Linked DNA regions of Homo sapiens: all the other regions are linked to region 1. The links are chromatin contacts, found by Hi-C or POLR2A ChIA-PET in ENCODE. All regions are on one chromosome and are shown on one strand. The core of a region is the stretch at or near the end of the contact, and the rest is flanking DNA. Distances in the headings are between cores, read along the strand shown. Region 1 holds the start of SRRM2-AS1 (SRRM2 antisense RNA 1). Region 2 holds the start of MRPS34 (mitochondrial ribosomal protein S34). Region 3 holds the start of GFER (growth factor, augmenter of liver regeneration). Region 4 holds the start of ZNF263 (zinc finger protein 263).

Evidence for each region. A loop is a pair of places that touch in the nucleus more often than their neighbours do. ChIA-PET counts read pairs that join two places held with the same protein, here RNA polymerase II (POLR2A). Pooled maps may share reads with other maps.
Region 2: a pooled map shows a loop between it and region 1 (8-fold over the local background). The contact joins the promoter of MRPS34 here to the promoter of SRRM2-AS1 in region 1. A Hi-C loop is called at or near these places in 1 of 37 single-sample maps with no recorded cell type and 8 of 50 pooled maps.
Region 3: a loop to region 1 is called in a pooled map, with 4 times the contacts of the local background. The contact joins the promoter of GFER here to the promoter of SRRM2-AS1 in region 1. A Hi-C loop is called at or near these places in 1 of 37 single-sample maps with no recorded cell type and 8 of 50 pooled maps. POLR2A ChIA-PET finds 5 or more read pairs at or near these places in 1 of 52 experiments (B cell).
Region 4: a pooled map shows a loop between it and region 1 (9-fold over the local background). The contact joins the promoter of ZNF263 here to the promoter of SRRM2-AS1 in region 1. A Hi-C loop is called at or near these places in 7 of 50 pooled maps.

The regions. Positions count from the first base shown.
Region 1 is chr16:2,749,720-2,756,161 of GRCh38, reverse strand. It overlaps SRRM2-AS1 (SRRM2 antisense RNA 1), which reads left to right and starts at 3,562. Exons shown (of 6, transcript NR_027275.1): 1 at 3,562-3,720. SRRM2 (serine/arginine repetitive matrix 2) reads right to left here and starts at 3,524. Exons shown (of 15, transcript NM_016333.4): 1 at 3,316-3,524. RefSeq lists enhancers at 2,116-2,958, 2,959-3,801, 3,683-3,972, 4,033-4,202, 3,802-4,644 and silencers at 3,113-3,172, 3,193-3,502.
Region 2 is chr16:1,770,110-1,776,551 of GRCh38, reverse strand. It overlaps MRPS34 (mitochondrial ribosomal protein S34), which reads left to right and starts at 3,418. Exons shown (of 3, transcript NM_023936.2): 1 at 3,418-3,753; 2 at 3,906-3,948; 3 at 4,039-4,657. The coding sequence starts at 3,433. The coding sequence ends at 4,331. EME2 (essential meiotic structure-specific endonuclease subunit 2) reads right to left here and starts at 3,742. Exons shown (of 8, transcript NM_001257370.2): 1 at 3,078-3,742; 2 at 2,711-2,847; 3 at 2,200-2,292; 4 at 1,420-1,511; 5 at 1,144-1,237; 6 at 868-983; 7 at 566-755; 8 at 1-484. The coding sequence starts at 3,324. The coding sequence ends at 314. It overlaps MAPK8IP3 (mitogen-activated protein kinase 8 interacting protein 3), which reads right to left. Exons shown (of 32, transcript NM_001318852.2): 32 at 6,201-6,442. NME3 (NME/NM23 nucleoside diphosphate kinase 3) reads left to right here and starts at 5,009. Exons shown (of 5, transcript NM_002513.3): 1 at 5,009-5,063; 2 at 5,142-5,272; 3 at 5,381-5,482; 4 at 5,559-5,671; 5 at 5,786-6,232. The coding sequence starts at 5,018. The coding sequence ends at 5,903. RefSeq lists enhancers at 372-872, 1,708-2,496, 3,354-3,493, 4,284-4,373 and silencers at 2,674-2,733, 2,744-2,853, 2,864-3,173, 3,204-3,303, 3,664-3,803 and 2 more.
Region 3 is chr16:1,982,596-1,989,037 of GRCh38, reverse strand. GFER (growth factor, augmenter of liver regeneration) reads right to left here and starts at 4,845. Exons shown (of 3, transcript NM_005262.3): 1 at 4,562-4,845; 2 at 4,095-4,291; 3 at 1,289-3,172. The coding sequence starts at 4,819. The coding sequence ends at 3,010. TBL3 (transducin beta like 3) reads right to left here. Exons shown (of 22, transcript NM_006453.3): 22 at 6,109-6,442. RefSeq lists an enhancer at 1-110 and silencers at 4,554-5,093, 6,114-6,306.
Region 4 is chr16:3,280,501-3,286,942 of GRCh38, reverse strand. It overlaps ZNF263 (zinc finger protein 263), which reads right to left and starts at 3,452. Exons shown (of 6, transcript NM_005741.5): 1 at 2,738-3,452; 2 at 1,704-1,884; 3 at 1,189-1,262; 4 at 794-920. The coding sequence starts at 3,124. RefSeq lists enhancers at 2,460-2,963, 3,674-3,863, 3,974-4,479 and a silencer at 3,144-3,303.

The DNA of each region.
Region 1 (6,442 bases), core at 2,313-4,812:
TTGCCCTTCCAAATTTCCTTTCTACCAAATCACAGCCCAGTTCTTACAGCCTTTCTCTCAATGCCCTTGCACAGAATTCTAAATAATCCCTCCCTACACCTAAATTTTCTTCTTTTTCCACCCTAGGCAAACAAGGATCTTGTTCCTCTAAAATCTCTCCACACTGTCCCTTTTTGTTCTCCTTTGGCCCCAAAATGCACAAGTGGTGTGTTTACCAACTACTCTAATTCCTAACCTCTGGTAACCAACCAAAGCCTCCTGGTCACAACAAACACCAGACACAGATCTGTGGCACCCAACGGCCTCTAGTCCATGTCCAAAGACTCTCCCAAAAACTTACCTAAGGATTTCAGACCACCCTATACGAATATGAAATAAACTACACAGCCCCTAGGTATCTGAACAGCAGACTAGTTGGTTCAGAATGTGCAGCCTCACACCCCAACTAAAGGCCAGCATGCACATCAGAAACACACATGAACCTTGGATAATCGTCATATACTTCACCTCCCAGGTAAGGGCCATTTCCTTGATTCCAAATATTTAAAGATCCTATCAACTATCCTGATATTTTATTCCTTCAATTTCCTTCCTCTCAATAGGATTTACAACAATTTGCAGTTCCTCCCTGTCTTGCCAGCTGTCAAATATTACCTGTTTTCAACTCTGCTCTATTTAAACACATCAAACCAGCCTCCTCTGTTCCAACCGTTCCCATACCTTCTCCATATACCTTGCCCTAAATCTATGTAGAAACCCTCTCTACACCCCACTTTCATTAATGTCCAACCGTTGGCTTTCCCCACCAATCCCCTGGATAGCACTTCCTAGTTTTTCTCTCTCAGCCCTGCCTCTTCCTTCTCTCCTGTGTTAACCCCATGCCTCCTCCCAGGTTCTAGCCTTTCAACTTGTCCCAACCCTAACGTGATTCTGAAAAATTCTCAAGTCCCAGCTTTCCTGGTTAGATTCCTTGGCTACACATACTCTATTCCTTTCTCCTATTACATATACTCTCTTTCTCACCCTCATCCTCTCCAAGATAGTTTCCTAGAACATGCATATATGAGAAAATACTACTAAGAAAAAACCCTAAGGAATACGTAAAGCGGAGAGAGTAATCAAAGATGTAAAAGAACTGGATAGAAGGGAAGGATGCATTTAGAAAATTCCAGAATGAAGAAGCATCATACAAATGTTTGGAAAAATATACTAGCGCATGCGCCTAAGGATGGGTCCCTACCCAAGCCCAGTAGCAGACCCAATATTGAAAGCAGAAGGTGACAGAAGAGGCTAAACCTGGATAAGGCAAGCAGAAATCCAGGAAAAAATGAAAAACTGTATGGCTCAAAAAATCAATTTCTCTACACCCCAATCCTCATTTTCATCTTCTAGTACCAATCCTCCTCACGGTTTAAAACTAGGTCCTTCTTCGCCTCTCCCCTACCCCACTTAATTTCTGCTTCCCCTGCAGCATGTTTTTGACCTGCACTTAATTCTTCAGCTTAACCATTCACCCACACTTCCATACCACCTCACACAAAAATCCCCCCACTCCTTAAGAAAGGAAAACCAGGCCGGGTACGGTGGCTCACGCCTGTAACACCTGCACTTTGGGAGGCCGAGGTGGGCGGATCACCAGATCAGGAGATTGACACCAGCCTGGCCAACACGGTGAAACTCCATCTCTACCAAAAATACAAAAATTAGCTGGGCGGCGGCGATTGCCTGTAATCTCAGCAACTCCAGAGGCTGAAGCAGGAGAATCGCTTGAACCCGGGAGGCGGAAGGTTGCAGTGAGCCGAGATCGCGCCACTGCACTCCGGCCTGCCAACAGAGCTAGACTCCGTCTCGGAAAAAAAAAAAAAAGAAAAACCAGTAGGTGCTAAGCAAAGGATATTAGGTCACAATGTTTCGGAGAACTTTTAGGGAATGAGCCACCTAGTCCACCCCACAAAAAAAGACGACGACCCCACGGCATCTAAGGGGTGTGTTAAGACACAGAAAGTAGGAAGATCAACACCACACACAAATCACCAAACCAAACGATATTACAAAACTCTTAAAGTGGGGGCCATAGACAGTGGATATGCAAAAGTTACCCAAGTTAAAAGCAGAAAGTAAAAAGTACAAAGGAAGACAAAAACACCCTTTTCTGTTGGGAAATTATCCGAGTGGTAAGCTAACAATGAAGTAGAAAGATATATTTGAATTCAACAGTAAAATATGCAAAAAAGAAAACGGTACCAAAAGGGGAGAAAAAGGGGAGACAAGGGTTGTCGAAAAAAATGGACATCAGCAAGCACAGCCAGCTCAGCACCGGGGCGCTCCAGAGCGGCTGAGTGGACACAAAGAACCCAGAAAGCTAAAATAGTAGCTTTAGAAGAGCCCTAAGCCCACGCACTTAGGATGAAAGACAACACAACACTCTGAAATTCTGATCCAGATTCGTCCTAACTGAAGCCGAGTGGAAACCAAGCTTCAGAAGAGCTGTGTGCCAAAGAACGCCTGAAACCAACCAGAAAACTTATATATGAGTCTGGCGTTTTCTTCCCAACGAAGGTCTCCAAAAGCCTCCTTAGTTTGAACACGAATTCTCGGGAGACGTTGAAAAAGTGTAAAAAGGGAACGCACGGTCTACCTTACAAATGTAAACTGAACACGTTCACTTTCTTCACAGTTTTTAAGATTTGGGGTTTCTCCCCGCCACTAACAACTCAAAGGCTGATAGCCGGGAATCCTAAACCATTTAAATCCGGCCCACGAAGTTCAAGGCCCTCCCCGCAGCGCCGGGGGCCTATTTTCGGCCTTGCGGAATGGGGGAGGGGGCTGCGCGGCGTCCCGCAGTCTGGGAGGCCCCCGACACGGGCAGCCCAACGCCGAAGAGAAGCCCGAGGAAAGGAGATCTGGAACCGGGGGCAAGGGTCCAGGAGCAAGCCCCCCGCCGCCGCCCCTTCCCCGCCACTTAAGGGCCGAAAACGGCAGCTGCAGGAAGGCCACCTCGGCGGCACATGTTGGGGGGAGGAGTGAAGCCGAGGCGCGCGCCCTCCCCCCTCACCAAGGGCGCTCGCGAACCCGAGTACAGGCGGCTGCGAACGCCGTTGTCATGGGGGAGGGGCGGGGGGGGGTGAAGCCCGCGCGCGACAGGAACGGCGGGAAGGGGGAAGGGAGGCGAGGGCGTCCGCGCCAGCGAAGGGCGTCGAGCGCGCGTGCGCGCGGAGGAGCTCGGCGGCCTGGGCAGTTCTCCGCGCGCTTTGGCCTCGCGCCGGGGCCGCCGCCCCTCCCCCACCCGGCTCGCTGGCTCCCTCACCCTCTCACCCGCCGCCTCCGCCCGCCGCCTCCGAGGGGGAGAGGTCTTGCCGCCGCCGCTGCTCGAGCTCCCGAGTCCCTCGGGCCTGGGGCCGCCGCCTCGCCTCGCCGGTCCGCCCGCCTCAGCCGACGCCGACGCCTCCTCGCTTCCTCAGGGGCCGCAACGGGCTCCAACTGCGCCACTCGCACCCCGCCTGGGCCGCGCTGCACGTCAGCACGACTAACTGCGTGCGTCAGCACGCAAACGCGCGTCGCGGGGCCTGCCGGGAACTGGAGTGCGCCCCGCGGCCTTTTGCGCAGGCGCCGAAGCCACACCGCGAAGTACCGTTTTTTCAGGCACAAGGAAGGTTTCACCCCGTTGCCGAAAGACTAAGCGTCCCGTTGGCCAGTGCAACGAAGAACGGAGGAAGCGACGTAAGACACCGCGTATTCGTAGGCCTTCCGCTGCGGGGAGGAGCACAGGGCCTAGCGGCAGCAAAGCGACGCCCGAGCGCGTCTCGTCTCCCGCTGTCGATGCAGAGCATTCTGGGAGTTGTGGTTCGGGCGTGTCGCGGAGCCCGGATGTAATTTCGGCTCGGGGCGTGGCGGCCATTTTGTCTCCCCATGTTGGGAGACGATATCCCAGCCGCGGTGGTGCTGCCGCTTTCGTGTGACTTTGGGTTTCCCGAGCGAGCCCGCAGCTGCACAGCAGTCCGCCTTCCCGTACCCGAGAGAAGCCGCCTCAGACCCCAGCCAGCGGGCACCCCCGGAGGCCCCGAGCCTGGCTGCAGGCCCTAGACCTGCACCAGGGGCCCAACCAGTTACCCGTAGCATGGGCCACGTTCTCCCGCTGTAGACCGGGCTGAGGCCCGACGGCCACCCCTGGGGGAGGAGTTTTCTTAGCTTCCGGTAGGGCAGCCAGGCCGGGGTCCCACCAGACCCAGGACGTGATACCGGTGAAGCGGCACATACAGGAACAAGGCAGGAGGAAAATAATAAGCACCTTAAAGTTTCCACTTTTCGGTACCGTACTTCCTGTTAATGTTTCTAAGCCCGTGATTCTGGGCCTGATAATCAGCCAGCCGTCCTCACAGCAGAGTTGTAAGACGCTGGGCTGCTCAAGCACAAGTTCATATCTAGACCCACCGCTGGCGAGCAGCCCTGGACGTCCCGCTTAGCTGTCCTAACCAACTCAGGTGGCCTTGATCCGCAACAGGACGCGGTACCACGTAATGAACTGTCCATTTGAGTGCAAGGATTTATATTTGTTATTACGATTTGGGGGTGTTTTTAAGAGGCAGGGTTTTGCCCAGGCTGTTCTCGAATTTGGGGCTCAAGCGATCCTCCGACCTCAGCCTCCCAAGTAGCTGGGACTACCCGTGCATGACACCCTATCTGGCCCTTGTTTTTTGTTGTTGTTGTTGTTCTTTCTTTTTTCACGTGGTTTCGCACTTGTCACCCAGGCTGGAGTGCAATGGTGTGTTGTCGGCTCACTGCAACCTGTCTCTCAGGTTGAAGTGATTCTCGTGTCTCAGTCTTCCGAGTAGCTGGGATTACAGGCGTGTGCCACCACGCCTGGCTAATTTTTGTATTTTTAGTAAAGACGGGGCTTCACTATATTGGTCAGGCTGGTCTCGATTTCCTGACCTCAGGTGATCTGCCCACCTCAGCCTCCCAAAGTGCTGATATTACAGGCGTGAGCCACCACGCCCGGCCCGTATCCGGCTTTAAGATTTGTTTTTCACTTGCCCGTGGGAGGATGTACTTATCTCAGATGCTAGAGCCGGGAGACCCTCCCCCCCACCACCCCCATCTCCTGCAGGAGCTCTGATCGCAGATTGGAGTGTCTGAACTCTGCATCTATGGACGGTGCTTCTGTAAGCCGGCCGCAACTCTGGAGTGGCATAGTAAAGTGGCAAAGGCTTTGCCTTTCTGGTTAAAGACCCCAGCACCTCCAGTGAGACCCTTTCCTGTACCCCCACTGATATTCTTTATGGAATGTTTTGTGCGTGAGTCAGCACATTTAATGCCCGTGAATAGTGACAAAACATGGTTTGCAGTACCCTAATGACTGATGATGCTGAGAATCTTTTGATGTGCTTGTTGGCCGTTTGTACATCTTTGGAGAAATTTCTCTTCGTGTCTTTTGTCTATTTTATTTTTTTGGGACAGAGTCTCACTCCTAACCCCGGGCTGGAGTGCAGTGGCACGATCTCCACGCACTACAATTCTTGTACCTCAGCCTCCCAAGTAGCTGGGATTACAGGCGCACGCCACCACCCAGCTCATTTTTTTATTTTTAGTAGAGGTGGAGTTTTTTGTAGAGATTGTGTCTCCCTGTGTTGCCCAGGCTGGTCTTGAACTCCTGGGCTCAAACTGTCCTCCCCCCTTAACCTCCCAAAGTGCTGGGATTACAGGTGTGAGCCATGGCACCCAGCCCTAGAATGATTTTTTAGTTTCCCTTTAAACTTTATTTTTTTATTCACTGTAGTGTGGTGGACGGTGGTGCCCCAAAACTTCACAACCACCTAGACATTCGGAAGGTGACCTTATTTGGAATAAGAGATTTTGCAGATGTAATTGAGTTAAAGATCTGAAGATGAAATCATCATGAATTTAGGGTAGGCCGTAAATCCAATGACTGACATCCTTACAAGAAGACAAGAGGACACAGGCACCCGGGGGAAGAGGCCGTAGGAGACCCAGGCAGAGATTCGGAGCGGTGCCCATGCCAGGGATCTCCAGGAGGAGCCAGAAGCTGGGAGAGGCCCTGCAGATCCTCTCCCAGAGCCTTTGGAGGAGGCACAACCCTGTCCACACCTTGGTCTCCACTTTCTGGCCTCCAGAGCTGTAGGGGAACCCACTTCTGTGGTTTGAAGCCACCAAGTTCGTGGTGACTTATGGCAGCCCTAGGAAAGTGACATGCACAGGTAAACCACATTCACTGCAGGAAATATACAAATCAGCAAAAAGAAAAAAAGCACACAGGGGCACCACCCCCAGAGACAGCCATGGCTGACATCCTAGCGGCTGTCACCTCGGAGTGATGTTCCTAAAATGCAAACTTCTGAACTGCTTAAAACTCTTCCAGACACCCTCAGGTTGACATCACAACTCCTTTGTTGGGCCTTCCAAGGCTGGTCCTTCCCGTGGCCTC
Region 2 (6,442 bases), core at 2,169-4,668, 980 kb after region 1:
CTGCCTTCTGGTCCCTGCCGAGTGTGTGTGTGTGTTGGGGGGGCACAGCCCTGCTGCTGAGGCCTCCCCTGGGGCCTACGTGTTCAGGACTCAGCACAGGAACCGCCAGCCATCTGCCAGCCAGAAGCCCCTCTTCTCCCAGCTACCTAAAACTTCCCCTGCAACCACCCACCCTTCCCCTGAGGTCAGACCTGCTCAGCCAGAGAACCCACCCAGGCTGAGGGTCCACATGTGGCTGGGGGTCCTCCCCCACCGCCCAGGGTGTCTGGTCTGTCCCCAAGGCTGCATGCTGTCCTGGTGGTCCCACGTGTGGTCAGGAGCCCAGGTCCAGCAGGAGATCAGGGTTGGCTGTGGTCAGGAAGAGGCAGATGCGGCGGGAGAGGTCAGGCCCCACCCTGCGGGGACGCCCGCCTTCACTGGGCGGCACAGGAAGGTCGGCCAGGAGGCCCATGCGCTCCCGCTCCGTGCTGCAGGCCTCCAGCGCCTAGGAGCAGGCAAAGGCATGAGAGGGCGCCTGGGGACGGGGCTTCTGCACCTGGAGGGCTTGGAGGAGGCAGGGGCCCACCTGCTGCAGAAGGCGGGGGGAGGGGAAGGCTGTGACAACTGCATCAGCCACGGCTGGGCTGACCCGACTGAACTGCCTGATCTGCCTCCGCCAGGCCGCCTGCAGCCCTGCGCCGTCTCTTGCCACTGGCTCGCCGGCTGCCCAGCGCCCTGCTGTGCAGAAGGAGAAGGCCTGGGATTCCCGGTACTGCCTGGGGACAGAGAGAAGCCTTTTAGAACCTCATGTGAGCAGCTCCCAAAAGGCCGGGGAGGCACCACTACCTTGAGGTGATCCTGCCCCCCTTCAGCCTTGGCATCACGCACTTGAGGGGATACTGGGCGAGAGCCTTGGTAACGGCGCACACGTGCCGACTCAGCTCCTGCCAAGAGGCCACCAGTAGCACGTCCAGGTTTGCCCAGAGCTGCAGGAGTACCAGGGCCTGGGGAGGAGGCAAGCTGATGGGCACGAGCCAGAGGAAGGCTACCCGGGACACACAGCTGATAGCTGCCCCATGTACCACGCTGGGAACCAAACCCAGCCAGCAGCCCAATCACTGGGACCCAGGCCACCTGACTCACCCAGCTCAGACAGGCCCTCACCTCTTCCACCTCCGGCCAGCTGACGGCCACCTCGGCACCGGCCACCTTCGGGCTCTCTGGCTGCTGTGTCCCCCGGGAAACGTGCTGGCGAGACCTGAGCAGAGGTGACCATTCCTCCCCGCTCCCCATGGGGCCTGCCCTGCCCGAGCTTGGCCTCTGCCAGAGCCCACCTGGAGAAGTGGGATCAGCTGTGCCACAGCAACCCCAGAAGTGTGCCCACCTCCCCTGAACCCCCGTCCCAGCCAGCCCTGCTGTGGGCATGAGAGTGAGCGGTACCACAGGTAGGCATCCAGCCCGATGACAGCCAGGTGGGGCCGGGCGGTGGTCTCGGGGGAGATCCAGGGCACCCAGTGGGTTGGGCCAGAGATCTGAAGATGAGAACGTGTGGCACAGTTGTTCACAGGAGGCTGCGGCCTATGGCCATGGGCCACCAGGCCACAGCTGGTTTGCAGAACAGCAAGCCTGAAAAAGAGCCAGTGGTGCCGAGAGGAGCCTCTGTTCCGTTACCCCTTCTGAGAAAACCAGCTCTGTGCCTCCCACGAGGCCAAAGAGGCTAAGGAGACCCTGGAGTGGCTGCTCGGGCACATGTCAGTTCCATTGAGCCCCTCATCCTGGTCCACCTCTGTACTCCAGCCTAGCTTTGACCTAGCACAAAGCAGCAGCTTGAGAGACACTGATCCTGGGACACAGGGACCTGGCAGGGGGTCTAGCCTAACCCCACGCTACCTGGCACCACAGCACCTGAGCACTGCTCCCCGCAGGCAGGGGCCAGGCTGTCTGCTGTCAGAGGACGAAGCCTGCAGCCTACTGCCCGGACCCCGGCCTCCTGACACTTCTCAGGATCCTCTAGGAGCAGCTGTAGCCTCCGCAGGTGCCCAGGAGCTTTCTCCATCTCACCCTAGAAACCTCTACGGCTTTGGATCAGAGAGGAGTCCTGGCCTGCCCCATGCCCCCTCCAGCCCCGTCTACAGGGGCAGGGACCGGCGGAGCAGGCGCCTCCCGGCTGGGAACCCACCCCTCCTGATTAGAGAGGGACTACTGCCACCACCCGAGCACCTGGGTCAGTGTGGCGACGCCCTGCAGAAACTCCTCGGGCTCCAGCAGCAGCAGCAATTCCTGTTCACCTGCAGCCCACACTTCAGGAGGCAGCTGTGGGGACATGGGGACGCGCTGCTGCCTGTCTCAACCCCGGGTGCCCCAGGGGCCCTGCCTGGGCAGTCCAGCAGCAAAGCGGTTCGTGGCCCCAGCCAAGCCCAGGCCCTGACAGGCCTGCTCTACAGAAGCCCAGTGTTCCCTTTCCTGCCAAGGCCAAGCTCAGGCCAGGTCTCTGTGGCTGGCAGGAATCCAGACCACAGCCTGAATCGAGACGGAACCTTCTCCAGCCAGCTCGGCTCTATACCAGCAGAACGGCTTGGGCACCTCCACTTCCCGTTCTCCATCCTTGCTTTACCCATCCGCGAGACGCGCACGGCCCAGGGCAGCTGCCTCAGGGACAGCTCCAGGGCTGAAATCATGGAAGCAAAACAGCCAACTCGCGGCTGGCCCTCGGGAACCCGCGACCACTCACGCTGCGGGGGCAGGGGTCGGGACTCGCTCGGGTCCACCGCAGGCTGCGGGCCGGGCGCTGGGGCTCGATGCGGCACTCGCAGCCCAGGGCCTCCAGGGCCTCCATCAGGACGTCGGCACCGGCGTCTTCCAGGATGGCTGGGACCGGGGGAGAGGAGCGCGGTCACTGCTTCCTTCCACCCTCGCGAGCGCCCTACCTGGGCGGGTGGCCGGACCGGGGAGTCTCCATTCGGCACAAACCCCCGACTGGGAGGCGGGCCCGGCCCCAGGCCCCTCGGCACGCGCGCCCCGCCCAGTCGGACAGAGGGCGCCGCCTGGCGGAGAAAGGCCTTTCCTACCCCGAGTATCGCCCGTGCCCTCCGCCGCACCTGTGTCCACGCACACCGCGAGGCGCTTCAGGACCTGCTCCGGCCGCAGCAGCCGCAACGCCTCGGCAGCCGCCCTGCGCTCACCCGCTGGGTCCCGGGCTCTCGCGGCGGCCTCCGAGCCGGCGGAGTCCTCAGCGTCGGAGTCTGAGATCTCCCAGGTTGGAGGTCGCCGCTGACCGCTCCCGCCCCGTCCCCGGCCCCGGCCCTGGCAAGAGACCCCCGCCCTCCCGGGTCCAACCCGCGCCATGGCCGGACCGACCTCTTCCTCGCTTCCGGCCGCGACCGAACACTTTAGCCTGGGACACCGGCCTCTTCCGGTGACTTCCGGCCGGACCGCTGAGGACGCGGACCCGCCATGGCGCGGAAGAAGGTGCGTCCGCGGCTGATCGCGGAGCTGGCCCGCCGCGTGCGCGCCCTGCGGGAGCAACTGAACAGGCCGCGCGACTCCCAGCTCTACGCGGTGGACTACGAGACCTTGACGCGGCCGTTCTCTGGACGCCGGCTGCCGGTCCGGGCCTGGGCCGACGTGCGCCGCGAGAGCCGCCTCTTGCAGCTGCTCGGCCGCCTCCCGCTCTTCGGCCTGGGCCGCCTGGTCACGCGCAAGTCCTGGCTGTGGCAGCACGACGAGCCGTGCTACTGGCGCCTCACGCGGGTGCGGCCCGACTACACGGCGCAGGTGCGTGCACCCCGTCCGCACCCCGCCCCTGCAGCCGCCTGGTCTCCCCGCCTCCCCTCCTCCCTGCAGGTTTGCGTGGCTGAGGCTCCCACCTCCTGACCTCGGGGGCCGAGAGCTTTGCGAGCTGACCCCGCTTCCTTCTGGCTTTGCAGAACTTGGACCACGGGAAGGCCTGGGGCATCCTGACCTTCAAAGGTAAGGCTCGGGAGAGCGGGTGCCCGGCAGTTCGATGCCGACCGCCGACGGCACAGCAAGTGTGTGCAGACGCCTCTTTTTCTTCATCAGGGAAGACTGAGAGCGAGGCGCGGGAGATCGAACACGTCATGTACCATGACTGGCGGCTGGTGCCCAAGCACGAGGAGGAGGCCTTCACCGCGTTCACGCCGGCGCCGGAAGACAGCCTGGCCTCCGTGCCGTACCCGCCTCTCCTCCGGGCCATGATTATCGCAGAACGACAGAAAAATGGAGACACAAGCACCGAGGAGCCCATGCTGAATGTGCAGAGGATACGCATGGAACCCTGGGATTACCCTGCAAAACAGGAAGACAAAGGAAGGGCCAAGGGCACCCCCGTCTAGAATGCCAGAACCAGCGGGTGGCCTTAGGGGCTGTGAGGCAGTGGGGACCTTATTGATGAAAGAAACCGTCTTTGCGTTACACCCGAGTCTGCCTCTCGGAGCAGGGAGCTCACCTTCCGCGACGTGTTCTGAGGGTCTGCATCTTAGGGGGGAGGGCTGGGGCAAATCGCCACCTGTGCCTTTCCTCTGGCCCTGCTGCCCCCACACCCAACTCCGAGGGCCCACGCTGGGGAAAGCGGGAAGCGCTCGCTCCCTTTCCCCCATTAGTGCTCTCTCTGCCTGGATCCCGGCAGAAGCTATGAAAGGGAATAAAGAGAAAAGAAGTACCCAGGGTCGTGGTGTCTTTGCGCTCTGTCTTTAGGACCGGGGAGAGAAGGGCTGACGCTGTGGTCGTGGCCCTGGCCGGGGGGGCGCGGGGGGGGCGGGGTTCGGGCGGTGCGGAGCAGGGCGCCGCGTGGGTGGAACCACCTGGGCGGGTTGTGGGGGATACAGTTAGTGTCCGAGCTGCTGGAGGAGACTTGGCCTCCGCAGCTGCCCTCCGGCCCCCCACGGCTGCCGGGTTCCGGGGTGCAAGTGAAGCAGCCTCCCCGCGGAGGCCGCAGCGCCCCGACCAGGCCTCTTTAAGCGCAGGCCCCGCCCCGGGCGCCACCGCCCCGCCCCGCGGATCCCGCTCCCGCACCGCCATCATGATCTGCCTGGTGCTGACCATCTTCGCTAACCTCTTCCCCGCGGGTGAGCCGCGCGGCGCGGGCCGGGGGCGGGTGGCCGGTGCTGGGCCGGCCTGACGGCCCGTCCCCGCCTGCCCCGCAGCCTGCACCGGCGCACACGAACGCACCTTCCTGGCCGTGAAGCCGGACGGCGTGCAGCGGCGGCTGGTGGGCGAGATTGTGCGGCGCTTCGAGAGGAAGGGCTTCAAGTTGGTGGCGCTGAAGCTGGTGCAGGTGGGGGCGCGGTGAGCGAGCGGGGGCGCGGTGTGGGGGGAAGGGGAGCGGGGACCTGGGGACGCCTAGGTGCCGGGTGCGGGCGCAGGCGGCCTGACCCTTCCGCAGGCCTCCGAGGAGCTGCTGCGTGAGCACTACGCCGAGCTGCGTGAACGCCCGTTCTACGGCCGCCTTGTCAAGTATATGGCCTCCGGGCCGGTGGTGGCCATGGTGAGTATCCGGGAAGCGGGCGGGCGGCTCCGGGACCCCCACCCCCGCGTGATACCGCGCCCGTTCCTCCGCACAGGTATGGCAGGGGCTGGACGTGGTGCGCACCTCGCGGGCGCTCATCGGAGCCACGAACCCGGCCGACGCCCCGCCCGGCACCATCCGCGGGGATTTCTGCATCGAGGTTGGCAAGTAAGGCCCGCCCCGGGGACGGTCCCAGCCCCGTCCGGCCTCCCCCTGTTCAGCCTGCGTGGTACCCGTGCCGGAGGTCTCTTTCCCACGCTCACACGCGCCTCTTCCGCGCAGGAACCTGATTCACGGCAGCGACTCGGTGGAGAGTGCCCGCCGCGAGATCGCTCTCTGGTTCCGCGCAGACGAGCTCCTCTGCTGGGAGGACAGCGCTGGGCACTGGCTGTATGAGTAGCCCGGCAGATGCGCGTCACAGAGGCTCTCACACTCCAGCCTCCTCCAGGGCCCAGGTGGGCGGGCTTCTGGCCCCACCCCACAGCGCTTGGAGCATCCCTTTGGACGGGCTGCTGAACATCCACCTGTCTGGACGTTGCATGGAGGGTGGCGCAGGCCTCTCCAATCCCTGGCGTACAGGGTTTCCTGCCCGAGGAGCTGCTCCAGGAGCCTGCGCGGCTCGCCTGGAAACGTGCCAGGACACTGTCCTGGTGCCCAGCCCAACGTGGTCCAACGTTTTTTTATAATAAAGTCCTCGTTTTCGTTTCGATTTGGGCCCAGGAACAGGCAGCTACGACGTTAAGACATTTATTACATACAGAGCAGATATGTGGGTTTGCTTGCAGGGCCAAAGCCTGAGGAGAATCGTCACCCCTCCCCCAGCCGCCCCACTGCTCAGCCCGGAGTCACTTCGAGATCCTGGGGGAACAGACGAGGGAGCGGACATACATCACAGTGGAGGTGGCAGGGTGGTGGGGAGAAGCCGGCAGCGCAGCGGCT
Region 3 (6,442 bases), core at 3,596-6,095, 770 kb after region 1:
TGCTACACGAGCCGGGTGCACAGATGGTGCTGCGTGGCCCAGCCCCCCTGGAGCTCATTCTTCAGCCTTGCTGGGCACAGGTGGGCAGAGCAGGTGTTGCCAGAGGCGCTACTCACTGTGTTCCAAGTCCATCACACTGTGCGTCCGATCACAACCCCTCTCACCTGTTGGCCACAGACCTCCCCTCTGTGTCATTCATTCTCTACTTCATCACTAACATCAGCACCCAGACATGCTGCACTTTCTCCTAAAAGCCAAACACTGTTGACCCCACCTCCCCTCCAGCTGCCTTACGTTACTGCTTCCTTTAGCAGCAAACTCTGCCTGCAACACCCTCCTCTCTCTCCCTCTGACCCGGCAGAATCAGCTCCCACCGCCACCTAAACTCAAGGTTGCCACTGACCTCTCCGTGCCAATCCCAAGGGCAAGTCTGATGCTGCTGTCGACTCATTTATTTCTTTAGTTATTTATTTATTTTTTGAGTTACAGTCGCACTCTGTTACCCAGGCTGGAGTGCAGTGGCGCAATCTTGGCTCACTGCAAGCTTTGCCTCAGGGGCTCAAGTGATTCTCCTACCTCAGCCACTGGAGTAGCTGGGATTCCAGGTGTGCCACCGCACCCAGCTAATTTTTTTTTTTTTTTTTTTTGTATTTTTAGTAGAGACGGGGTTTCGCCATGTTGACCAGGCTGGTCTCGAACTCCTGACTTCAAGTGATCTGCCCACCTTGGTTTCCCAAAGTGCTGGGATTACAGGCGTGAGCCACTATGCCCCTCCTGGAGGTCCTCCTCCCTCATGGGTCCTTCCTCTGTGACCTGTGAGCCTTAGGAGCCCAGGGCGCGATCCTGGGGAGGTCTCTCCCTCTGTGCTAACTCCTTTGGTCTGCGTGTCAACAGCTCTGGAACACCAGCTCAAGCCAGAACTTTTCCTTGCACTAGAGTTCCACTGGCCTGGATGCCTTCAAAAACAGACTCTGGCCTGGCGCAGTGGCTCACGCTTGTAATCTCAGCACCTTGGGAAGCTGAGGTGGGTGGTTCATGAGGTCAGGAGTTCAAGACCAGCCTGGCCAACACAGTGAAACCCTGTCTCTACTAAAAATACAAAAATTAGCAGGGGGTGGTGGTGGGCGCCTGTGATCCCAGCTGCTCGGGAGGCTGAGGCAGGAGAAATTGCTTGAACCCGGGAGATGGAGGTTGCAGTGAGCCGAGACTGCTCCACTGCACTCCAGCCTGGGCGACAGAGCTAGACTCTGTCTCAGAAAAACAAAACAACAACAAAAAGAAAAACAGATTCTAAGGCAAAGTGAAGTTTTATTCAGGAGTGAAACTTTAAGGAAGACAGGGAAAAAGGGAAGGCGGTGGGGGGGGCAGGGGGGCAGGGGAGGGACAGCAGATACAGGCGGTATGTTCCTAAGCTGAACACAGCCTTCCCAGAGGGCCCAGCTGCTTCCTGAGGCACTCACAGGCCTCGGGAAAGGCCAGAGAGAAGCGCGCTGTGTCTGGGCGAGGAAGGGACACCTCCTCTCCTGGCTGCCCCCCATCTCCCCTCTCTTATTTGTGCCACCTGGCCCCTCTGGGCAGCCTCTACAGAAGCCAGCAGCCGCACGGGGCCAATCTGGTGGGGACATAGCAGCTCCCTCCATGGAGGCCTGAGGCGGCCATGCCAAGGTGGGCCTGCGCCCAGGGAAAGGCTGAGACTCCTGGAGGATAGAGGTCCCTGGAGTTTTATGACCACAGGACACACTGTTGCTGGGCTGCTCTGGCTGGGGAGGCCCAAAGGCTGGGTCCCAGTCACCCCCCACCTTGCTGCACTCAGCCTTCTCCATCTCTGACCCACACGGCGGCTCCCAGCAGTCTCCTCGGACTCCATCCTCACCCCATGAGTTCTCTGGCTCTCCCTTTAACGTACCCCGCATCTGTCCCCGCCGTGGGGTGGGTCTTCCTCTTGGTGGTCACTCGGTGACTGCCCCGGCTTCCTCCCCACCCCTCCTGTTCCACCCTTACCTGCCTCATCCCAGCTCAGCAGCCAGAGGACCCTTCAAAGCCACATCACTCCATGCCATCCCCTGGCTCCAAACCCGCCAAGAACTTCCTGTCAGGGGAACTAGGGGTAGAAGCCATGGCTTTGCTGGGGCCTTGGAGACCTCGTGCCGTCTGGCCTCCCAGTACTCCTACATCAGCTACTCTGGCCCCCCTGCCCCAACCAATCAACGTCCTTGCTGTTCCTGGCTCACTCTCACCCTGTGGTCTCTCTCTCCTGAGGAACCAGGACCCCAGCAGGAAATGCAGCTGAGCACAGAGGGATGGAACAAGCCCTGTCTACTGCTTTATTAAGCCCCAGCAGAAAATATACTGAAGCCAGGTTCTCAGTCACTTCAGCGTTTCATTTGGGCTTCAAACTCTGATGAAGTGAGCCCCACGAATCCCCTGTGGACAGGCATGACACAACGCTGGCAGGCATGTGCCAGGCAGGGAGAGGGTAGGATGGCTGGTGGACCCTCAGAAAGACCCGACCTGAGCTTTCCCTGTAGGGACTGAGCAGAGTGGAGAATTGAGCCCCCTAAAGTGAGCAGCACAGAGCCATGGGGGGCAGGGGCATCCCTGGCTGCATAGTGGGAAGGCAATGGCCTGGCCGCCAGGGACAGGCACAGGGATGCCCAGCCAGGCCCGCTGTCTTCCCGTGTGAGGAGTGAGGCGCCAGGGTATGCGGTGGGCAGGAAGCTACATCCTGAATGTCAAGGGGCAGCCCAGGCTGCTCCTCCTTCCCTCCCCTGCAGTTCAGCTGCAGCTCCTTGGGGTCTCCACTGAGGAGGGGGCCAGTGGGTACCTGCTGTGGGCACCTCCACTTCTGCTCCAAACCTAAGAGGGGCAGGGCAGGTCCCCACAGGCAGTGTCCTGGGGACCACCCAACTGAGACACAACAGGCTCTGGCTGTGATGCACTTTAATGAGTGCCCTGCCCCTATCCAACCATGCCTGGCTAGCTGTCCCATGAGCTCTGGCTGACCACCCTCTAGTCACAGGAGCCATCCTTCCAGCCGTCGCGCCAGCGCTCATCCACTTTTGAGCAGTCGAAGTCAGGCTTGCCCAGCTTGCGGTTCACTTCATTGTGCAGGTGGCACAGCCACTGTGTGAAGCATGCCCGGGTGCGGGTGTCTGGGTGGTTCCTGCACAGCCTGTGTAGGGAGAGCAGGTAAAGAATGAGAGGACGCAGCGGCTCCACTGCCCCTGCCAGTTCCCTGTCTGCTGTCAAGGAAGGAGAGCTGGGGCACTGCTGTGAACTACACCTGGGAGTGCCCTTATGCTCCAAGGTACAGGCACTCCCAGAACAGGGCTGACCCTGCAGCTCCCCGGGTGTGATGAACTCCCAGGGCTGCGCAAACACCCACCTGGACAGCTTGGCAAACTCCAACGAGGCCTCAAGGCAACACATTACAGCACAGACCTGGCAATTTTATAAGCTCCTAACACCCAGGAAGCGGCATCCAGTGTCCCTGGCCTCAGGCAGAGTGTGGCCTGGGTGGGGCTGGGCACAGCCTTGTAACTGAAAACTGGACTTGTTTCTTAGCATCTGAGGGCAGGCCCTGGTGCGTCAGTTCAGCAAGAGACTTCATTCTAACTGACCAGCCTTATAGCAACAATGGCGGCTCTACCCTATACATCTGGCCTAGAAACACCTGCAAGGGCCAGTGCTGGCTCTTGGATCCCTCAGTGAGGAAGAGATGGCTCTTGGGAGCAAAAGCAGTGGATTTCCAAGATTTTAAAACCAGAAGTCCTACTCTAGAAGTCAGGCAAAGTGGAGTCTTCCCTAACTTGCGGGAAACCGCCTTCAGTGCCAGACAAGGCAGGGAATCCCTTCCTGGAAGCCCTGTGGCTGTGGCAGGAGCAGTACCCAGCAGCAGATCCCGACAGCTTGGCTTCTGAGACGAGAGGAGGAGGCTCAGATAGCCCCAGTCCTCACCTGTTGGAGGTCCCTGCTCCTCAGCAAACTTCTGCCACCTCTGCATCCGTTTCTCTACGTTCCCCGCTATAACGTCAGCCAGGAGCCCCAGGCCCAGGCTCCAGTGCAAAGCTCTGCTGCGTGCAAACACATCTTACCTTTTTCTTAGGTCTTCAGCACACTCCTCACAGGGGTAAAACTTAGAAAATAAATGTATGAACTGGGCCATGTCTTGCTGCTGTTCTGGGGTGGGCAGGTCGGGGTAGTAGGCGGCCAGGGTGTGGAGGACAGCCCAGCTGTGGCGGCCCAGTTCCTCGCGATCCGGCGGGCAGTCCTCCCTAAACTTGGTGTCCCGCTGCGGAAGCAGGCCGACCGAGAGTGAGTTCATTCTCCGAACAAAGGCGCCCAAAGCTCCCCACTGTACGGCCCAGCCGGTGGCCCACTGGACTCCGGCCAAAGTCCTGCAGACGATCCAACCCACGCGCGGATGAAGGCTGTAAGGCCGGGCCTACCCGGGGGGCAAGGTTCAGGGACAGGCAACCCTGGGAAGCTCTGCCGGGGTACCTGGGCGGGGGCGGGGACAGGGGCTGCGCGGGGCTGGGAGAAATCGGGCAGGGAACTGCACCTTCTGCTGCGTCCGCATCCACGTCTTGAAGTCGACGCAGGCCCGGCACGGCCGCCTCCGGGAGGCGTCCTCGGCGACAGGAGAATCGGAGGTCGGCGCCTGGGCTGGCGTCGAGGCCGAGGCGGCCGCGTCTCTCCGCCCCGCGCCCCGGCCCCGCGCGTCGGTCGCCAGGTCGTCCATCATCTCGGAGCGCGCGCCCCCCGGCAGGAAGAAGAGGTTCCCGCCGTGGAAGCGGCCCCGCTCGCCGGGCGCCGCCATGTTGCCCGCGCAAGGCCTGCCGGGTCAGCTCGGCCTCCAGATGAGCCTCCAGGTCAGCCTCCAGGCCAGCGCGCGGCCACAGGAGCCGGAGGCGCGCGCCGTGCTCGCGGGGGCCGGGCCCGAGCCGGGGCTGGGGGCAGAGTCGGGGGCGGTGCCTGCTTGCGGGCCCGTGTGGAGGCGGAGCCAGAGGCCGCGGCGCTGGCCGGGCCCGAGGACAGGGGCGGGGACGGAGCAGGAGGGTCGGACCCTGCTGGCGCCCTCAGGCGTCGATCCGCGGCGCACGCAGGGGTTGCGCCGTCCGTGGCGGCCGTCCCGCTTTCTCCAGTAAAAGAGCAGTGTGTGGCGCAAGGTGCGCCTCGGCCGCGCTGTGGACCCGAGCTGACACCCAGGCAAAGTCCGTGTTGCGGCCCGCGACGTCCCCATCGCTCCGTTCTGAGTGTCCTGCGTGCCTGCGGCCAGGCTTTGTGCCCTCCGCTGAGGGGCGCGTCCACCCGCTGGCTGCCAAGCGCTCTCTCAACGCGGGCCGGGCGTGACCGCACAGATTGCGGCGCGCGCTAGGGTCCTGGGCTCTTGTCCCCTCCCTGGCGCCATGGCAACGGGCGTCTGGCAACGCAGGGCGCGGCGCGGCCGCAGAGGGTTGGCGCGTGCCTTGGGCTCCCTGGCGCCCCTCGCCGGCTGTCGCGGATCCTAGAGCCTGGGATGAGGGGTCGGGCTCCCGGTTGGAGCGGCCTCTGGGATTCCTGTGCCTCCTTGCGTTCATTTATCCATTCCGCTATTATTTGCGCAGTGACCGCTCTGTTCCAAGCGCTGTTCCAAGTGCTGGGCAGAGCAGGGAACACAATTCTGTTCCCTGACCTTCTCTGTTCATAATCCAGTGGTCAAGACAGGAAAAAAAAACAAGGACTCACACTCATAAATGTTCACGTACAAACTGGTGGGTCCATGCAAGGGTGTAGTAAATCTGGAAGGCCTCCTTGAGGAGGTGACCCTTTCTGAAGGATGAGGAATCAGCTGAGGAGCGCCTTCGAGACCAAGCCCAAGGTGGCAGGGTCTTGGCATTTTGCAGGAACAAAAACGCCAGTGGGACGCTAGGGAGGGTTGTAAGGTGGGAGGGGAGATCCAGGGACGGACAGGGGCCCACCAAAGACTTGGTCGGCAGCTTCGGGGATTGGGAATTTATTATAACGGTAGGAGGGAAGATGCTAGACAGTTTTGGGCAAGGTTACCCAATCTGATCCCATTTCAGTTTGCTGCAGATTCCGCTGGCTATCATATGGGGAGTGGATTTCTTTTTTTTTTTTGAGACAGGGTCTTGTTCCGTTACCCAGGGTGGAGTGCAGTGGCGCGATCTTGTTCACTGCAGCCGCGACTGCTTAGGCTCAAGTGATCTCCCACCTCAGCCTCCCAAGTAGACTACAGGCACACGCCACCACGCCCAGCTAATTTTTGTATTTTTGGGGGGCACAGATGGAGGTCTCAACATGTTGCCCAGACTGGTCTCGAACTCCTGAGCTCAAGCAATCCCCCTGCCTCGGCCTCCCAAAGTACTTGGATTACAGGTGAGGCACTGTGTCTGTCCTTGGAGTGGATTTTGTAGGGGCAAGTGAGGAGCATACAGATGGA
Region 4 (6,442 bases), core at 2,203-4,702, 530 kb before region 1:
AGTCTTTCTACTGGTGTGTTTCAACATAGGTATAATCATAATGTACACACAGTCTTGTTTTATGTTAAGACTTCCCCAACTTTTTATTAAAAGAATTCTCATACATACAGAAAAGTTGAGGGAATTGTACAATAAATACAAGCATATCCTCCACCTAAATCCAACTATATGTCAGTCTGTCATATTCCGTAGGCATAATTTTAAAACTCTGAGTACAGTACAAGACATAGGTAAATCTTAATTTATGATATGGCCTACTTTGGAGCTATACATTGTTTCCAAATTTCCACAAGACCCTCCCCACTTTCTGAATTTTTATGGGCTGTGAGAGATGATAGGCTGGAATGTTGATCCTACTACCCCTGAAATTTTTGTCTTTGGGGACGAGCCTAGAAACACTAACGGAACACAGGAAACACTGGCGAGCTCATAAGAATAAGCATCTGAAAATTGCAAGGAATCAACCATTTAGAGCCCCCCAGCATCCTGGAATACTGCATGTGTGTGATGCTGGCAGGTTGTCACCGCATTGGGTTTGCTCTGCCCTAGGAAGTGCACATGGCTCAGACTCGCCTTAGGCTCTGGCAGCTGGGACTCCAGTCCCGGGCTGCCTGTGCCAACTGTACCACTTGGCAGATACATGACTCTCGTACAGGGGACTTTAGACAAAGGGAAGTCTCCTGTGGAGGCTTCTTGGCAAAACTCAGAGTCTGTGTCCAGGAGGTGAATGAATAACGGGCAGGACCCTGGTCAGAAATGGCGCAGTCATCATCCCTGGAAAAGAAGTCCTTACCCAGTGAGTCCACATTCTCATAACTCTCCTGCACCGTGTCCCTGGAGAGGGCCCTCTTACTAGGATCCTGATGCCCCCACTCCTCCTGGGAGATGTACATTGCCACGTCCTCTAAGCTCTCAGGCAACTGAAACAGCACAAGATCTCCTTTAGCCCCTGATGCACCAAGAACAATTCAAGCAGAGTCATGGGTTAAAGGGGCAAAATCCAGGGATGCCAAGCACATGTCAGGGGGGAAGAAGGGTATCAGGCCTCCAAGTGAGGTGTGAAATAGACAAAGCAGTGGGGGAGACGCTGTGGTAAGGGACAAAGGACCTTCCACATGGAGAACCCCCACCCCCAACACTCAGGGGAGGAAGGGTGCTGGGGGGAGACAATGGAAACTTCCACATCACCTGGGGCCCAGTCATCTCCTTGTCTTCCATGTTCCCTTCAGGAGGAAAAAGAGAAAGCCAGGGAGCAGATAATGCTGAAGGTGACAGAAATTATAATGAGAATGGCATTCCTAACTCTTGGCAACCCAAGGATTATTAAAACACAGTATCCATTCCCCAACACCCAGCCTCTGCTTTTGGGAATGACGCTAAACTGCACAGAGGCCTAATCAGCTGATATCCAAAATGACAGGGTGAGAGGGAAGGAGTACCAAGAGTAGCACTCCAAACCCTGCGTCATTCAAGTGGTTCTAAATCGCCTCTGTTCTGCATAAAAAAGGGCTCTACTGAGACTCCCTTCCCTTCCCCCAGCCCCAGGAGAACCCACACCACCAACTGCAGGTCTTTCATTCCACAGGTGAGAACCTGATCTTCAGAAATTCCTTCTCCTTCGCATCATTGCTACATCCAGCTAGTGTCGGGGGCAACCCCCAAGCCCCTCCTCCCTCCCACCTGCCCAGATAACTGTGCCTCACCCCTCTCCTTTACAGCCTGGGGGTCCCTTTGGGGGCTGGGGCCTAGCAGCTCCTGCAGCCTGGGGCCAGGGCTTCGCTCAGTCTCCATTGGCTCCAGCTTGAAGCTCGGTGACTCTCGTGCTGTTTCCAGAGGCAAAGGCTCCTCCAAAAGCACTTCTGTTCCCCGCCCATGGTTTGTGACCTGGGAACCAACCCACATCACTCATCATCACAACAGGGCCCAAGAGGAAGGGAAATTAGTATAGGATACTGAGAGCAAACCTTCAACAGAGAACCTCAGGCGATCCCTTTGGGCCCAGGTAACAGAAAAATGGTTTACACTAAAGGCTTTTTTGATCCCATGTGCAGGGGGAGGGGTTAGGGAAAGGGCCCACTCCCAGAGCACACCTTCCCCACACAGCTCTTAAGATACACCTCACTCCCTTTTGCTCTCCCCACCTTTTCTAGGTGCTTCTATTCCTCACTATAGGATAGGCTAAATTGGGGTAGCCCTGGGGACCAATGACCTCAGGGCCTCGGTGCCAAATTATCTTTCAAAGTTCACAATTAACGGAGGCCCAGCTTTGCAGAGAAGACCAGACCGTGGACCCTAACATAACAACAGGTAACAAGTACTAAGCACTCATAAGCTAGTAGTGTTCACAACTTTACATGCTGCTCTCCCTCTAAGCCCTAGAAAGTATGTTAATATCCTCATTTTACGAATAGGAAAACAGGCCGAAAGAGATCAAGTAACTTGCCAAAGTAACAAAGCTAGTACTAGCAGATTGAGGATTTGAACGCTGGCGATCTAACTCCATGGCTAACACTAACTGTTGCAGGGACACCGCCTCCGCGTGGAAACAGGGCACTCTTCACTGCTTTCGTTCATTTGGGGGAAAATCTGGAGGATGAGTGTTCCAGGTTAAATCACAAGTCCTCTTCCCCACGTAAGGTCTACTCAGGGCAATTTACTTGAATTCGACCGGGGGCGCAATGTCCCAGTGCTCAGGGCTAAACAAACCACAGATAAAACAGCTCTCTCTCTCTCTCACCTGTTGTCTCAGTCTCCCAAGCTCTCTCTGCATATCCTCCACAAGGGTCACCGCTTCTTCGCCGCTCTCCGGATGCAGCTCCTGCACCCTGCTCTGGATCTCCTGGGGCAGGATGGTCAGGAACTGCTCTAACACCAGCAGCTCCAAGATCTGCTCCTTCGTGCGCATCTCAGGCCGAAGCCACCCATGGCAAAGCTCTTGGAGCCGGCTGAGGGCTTCCCGGGGACCAGCTGCCTCTTGGAAGCGGAACCGTCTGAAGCGCAAGTGGGAGGCCTCGGGGCTCGGTCCTGGGTCAGGTGGGGGCAGCTCCTGGCTCCAGGCGCAGTCCTCCTCCAGCTTCACTATCAGGAGCCCTTCCCGTTCCTGGGAGCCCGGGCCCGACGCCATCGTCAGGTCTCCAGAGCGCCTTAGCCCGAAACCAGCCGTGCCCGCCTACGAAGGCGCCCTGAACCCATGTAAGGTTGGACGGCGCCAGCAGGAGCCCGGGGCCGGGGGCTCCCAGTCCAGGCCGAGGAGCCCCGCTCCAGCCCAGGCGCGGCCGGCTCCGGCGCCTAGGCCTCAGTCGGTCCCAGGCGCCGCCACGCCGGCCCCGTGGCCCATCTGCGCCAGGACTTCCCCGAGGCAGGAACCGAGCGCCACGCTTCTCACCCTATATAGAGGACCCACGCAAGACTCAGACCTCTGCTCCCACGCCGGAAATCTCAGCGCGCAAGTTAGGCGTCCACAAGCCCACGGCGCCTGCTCGTGACCAATTTCCGGGTCACGTTTTGCGAACTCCAGCGCCCATTAGGTCAGGTTTCTCCACACACTCACCGCCTACCAATGAGAAGGGAAGATTGGCCTACGGGGACTGGATGAGCGAGGGACCAATTGGAGACGAGAGGCGGGGCCACGGGGCGCGCCCTGAAATTCTGGGAGTGACTGGGGGCAGGGCAGCTGGATCCAAGCGAAGAAAACAAGCCTGAGGTCGTTGTGACTGGCGGGCAACCTGGGTTAGAATTACTCCGGAGCGCTTGGGAAAACGCAGATCCCAGGGCCACGCGCTCTCCAGTGCGTCAGTGTCGGGGTGAGACCCGGAAATCTGAATTGTTAATCAGCTTCCCCGGATGAATCCTTTCCCAAGCCAGGCCCCACCCGCTTCGGCTACTCTGGGCTGGCTGAAGATGGTCCCATTGGCCCCTGCGGCCTCGTCGGCTCCGGAAGCCAGGGGCTCCTCGGCATGTCGGGGAGGCCAGGGAGCTAGCCGCCCGCCCAGTCAGTGGCGCCGCGTGGCCTGCTGCGCGGGGCCTGCTGGGAGATGCAGTCCGCGGCGCGGCCTCGCGACTGCGCGTGCGCCCTGGGCGAGCGCCCAAGAGCCCGGCGGTTCTGAAACCCCGAGTCCCGCGGAGAACCCTGCTGGGCTTTGGGCTCGCTTCTGCGGCTGGACGTCCCAGAGGAGCGCTCGGGTCTGGGTTCGCGGCACCTGCTTCCGATTTTAGACCGAATTTTAAATCTGCCCGAGATGTGCAGCGCCTGCAGTTCATTCTCCAAGTTTCAGTCTCTTACCCAGCCCTGCAAGGGCGGGATCTGCCTCCAGCTCCGCCGTGGACTGTGATAGTTGGGGGCGAGTGGCAGGAGGGCCGCAGGGCCGATTCCCTATTGGGCGCGGTTGTGGGCTTTGTGTCGGTGAGCGGGGCTGCCCAGTTGTGAGGCGGCCCAGGTCCTCCGGGCCATGAGATCCGCAAATGGAAGCGTCCTGGGATAGAATGTGACAATCAGTTACCGTGTATTGAGCGTTTATATGCAGATCGATCCTGAAAACACGTTAGTATGAAGCAGATGCTATTAGCAGCCCCTTCCTACAGGTGGTGGCACTGAAGTCATTTACTTGGGTCACACAGCTAGTCTGTCGTCAAAGGTGAGGCTACCATGATAGTAGAGGGTAATATGGGATTAAAGGGGTTTGTGATGACTAAGTGAAAAGAGTACTGATATTTTAGTTTTTTTCTTTTTTTTTTTTTTCCGAGACGGAGTTTCGCTCTTGTTGCCCAGGCTGGAGTGCAATGGCGCAGTCTCGGCTCACTGAAACCTCCCCCTCCCGGGTTCAAGCGATTCTCCTGCCTCAGCCTCCTGAGTAGCCGGGATTACAAGCGCCCACCACCACGCCCGGCTAATTTTTGTATTTTTAGTAGAGACGGGGTTTCACCATGTTGGCCAGGCTGGTCTCAAATTCCTCACCTCGAGTGATCTGCCCGCCTTAGCCTCCCACTGTGCTGGGATTACAGGCGTGAGCCACCACGCCTGGCCTTTTTTAAAAATTTTATTCCAGGGAAGATGACAGATCCACAGGCTGTCGTGGCAGATGCAGAGCCAGCGACCCCATAGCACTCAAGGTCCAGTTTGGAAAGCCTTGTTTGCTCCCTAGGACCATTCTGGTGGTTTTAGGCATTCCTGTTCTTTTGTTTTTGAGATAGGGTCTTGCTCTGTCGCCCAGGCTGAAGTGCAATGGCACGATCATTGGACATTCCTATTTCAAGAGACATAGATTCTAGACTCATAACCAATTGCAGAAGACTCTAGCCTCAAAACCACTTTTCTCTGACATTTACTATGTAATCTCAGGCAACTTATGTAATCTCACTAAACCCCAAACTTCAGTTTCCTCATTTGTTTTGAGGGACTACTATACGCACCTCACCTCATATCACTGGGTTAGGATGAAATGAGCGGAGCTACACAGGATGCTTAGAACAGTACCTGGCACATAGTATGAATCCGATAAATAGTAGCTGTTACGCATGCACAGCAAGTTCCTGAATGTGTGCCTTATCTCAAAAAAGAAAAGCCACTCAGATTATTATTGCAGAATCTGTGGCATGGGAATGTTTGCAGAACTACACATACCTTGAGATAGGGAGAATGAGGGATTAATCATTTTCTATCTAAGGTCCTTTTGATTTTATGCTATTTATAGGTACTTAAAAGTAGATGAATTTAGGCTAGGTGCGCTGGCTCACGCCTGTAATCCCAGCACTTTGGGAAGCCAAGATAGGCGGATCACGAGGTCAGGAGATCGAGATCATCTCCTGGTTAACACGGTGAAACCTCGTCTCTACTAAAAATACAAAAAAATTAGCCGGGCATGGTGGCGCACGCCCGTATTTCCAGCTACTGGGGAGGCTAAGGCAGGAGAATCACTTGAACCTGGGAGGCAGAGGTTGCAGTGAACTGAGATTGTGCCACTGCACTCCAGCCTGGGCGACAGCAAGACTGCATCTCAAAAAATAGCAATAATAATTTAATTTTTTAAAAAAAGATGAACTTTCAGGGTTATTCAAAATCAGTGGTGGTAGTAGTCCTCCTCCAATTCTTTGTGATCTGCCAGTATGTGGAAAACAGACTAGCTGGTATTAGACTAGGAGTGGTGTTAACAGGCCAGCAGATTTGTAGGGGTTTTTTGTTGTTTTTTCGAGATGGAGTCTCGCTCTATCGCCCCGGCTGGAGTGCAGTGGTGGGATCTCAGCTCACTGCAACCTCCGCCTCCCAGGTTCAAGCGATTCTCATGCCTCAGCCTCCCGAGTAGCTGGGATTATAGGCACCACGCACCACACCCGGCTAATTTTTGTATTTTTAGTAGAGACAGAGTTTTGCCATGTTGGCCAGGCTGCTCTTGAACTCCTGACCTCAGGTGATCCGCCCACCTTGGCCTCCCAAAGTGCTGGGATT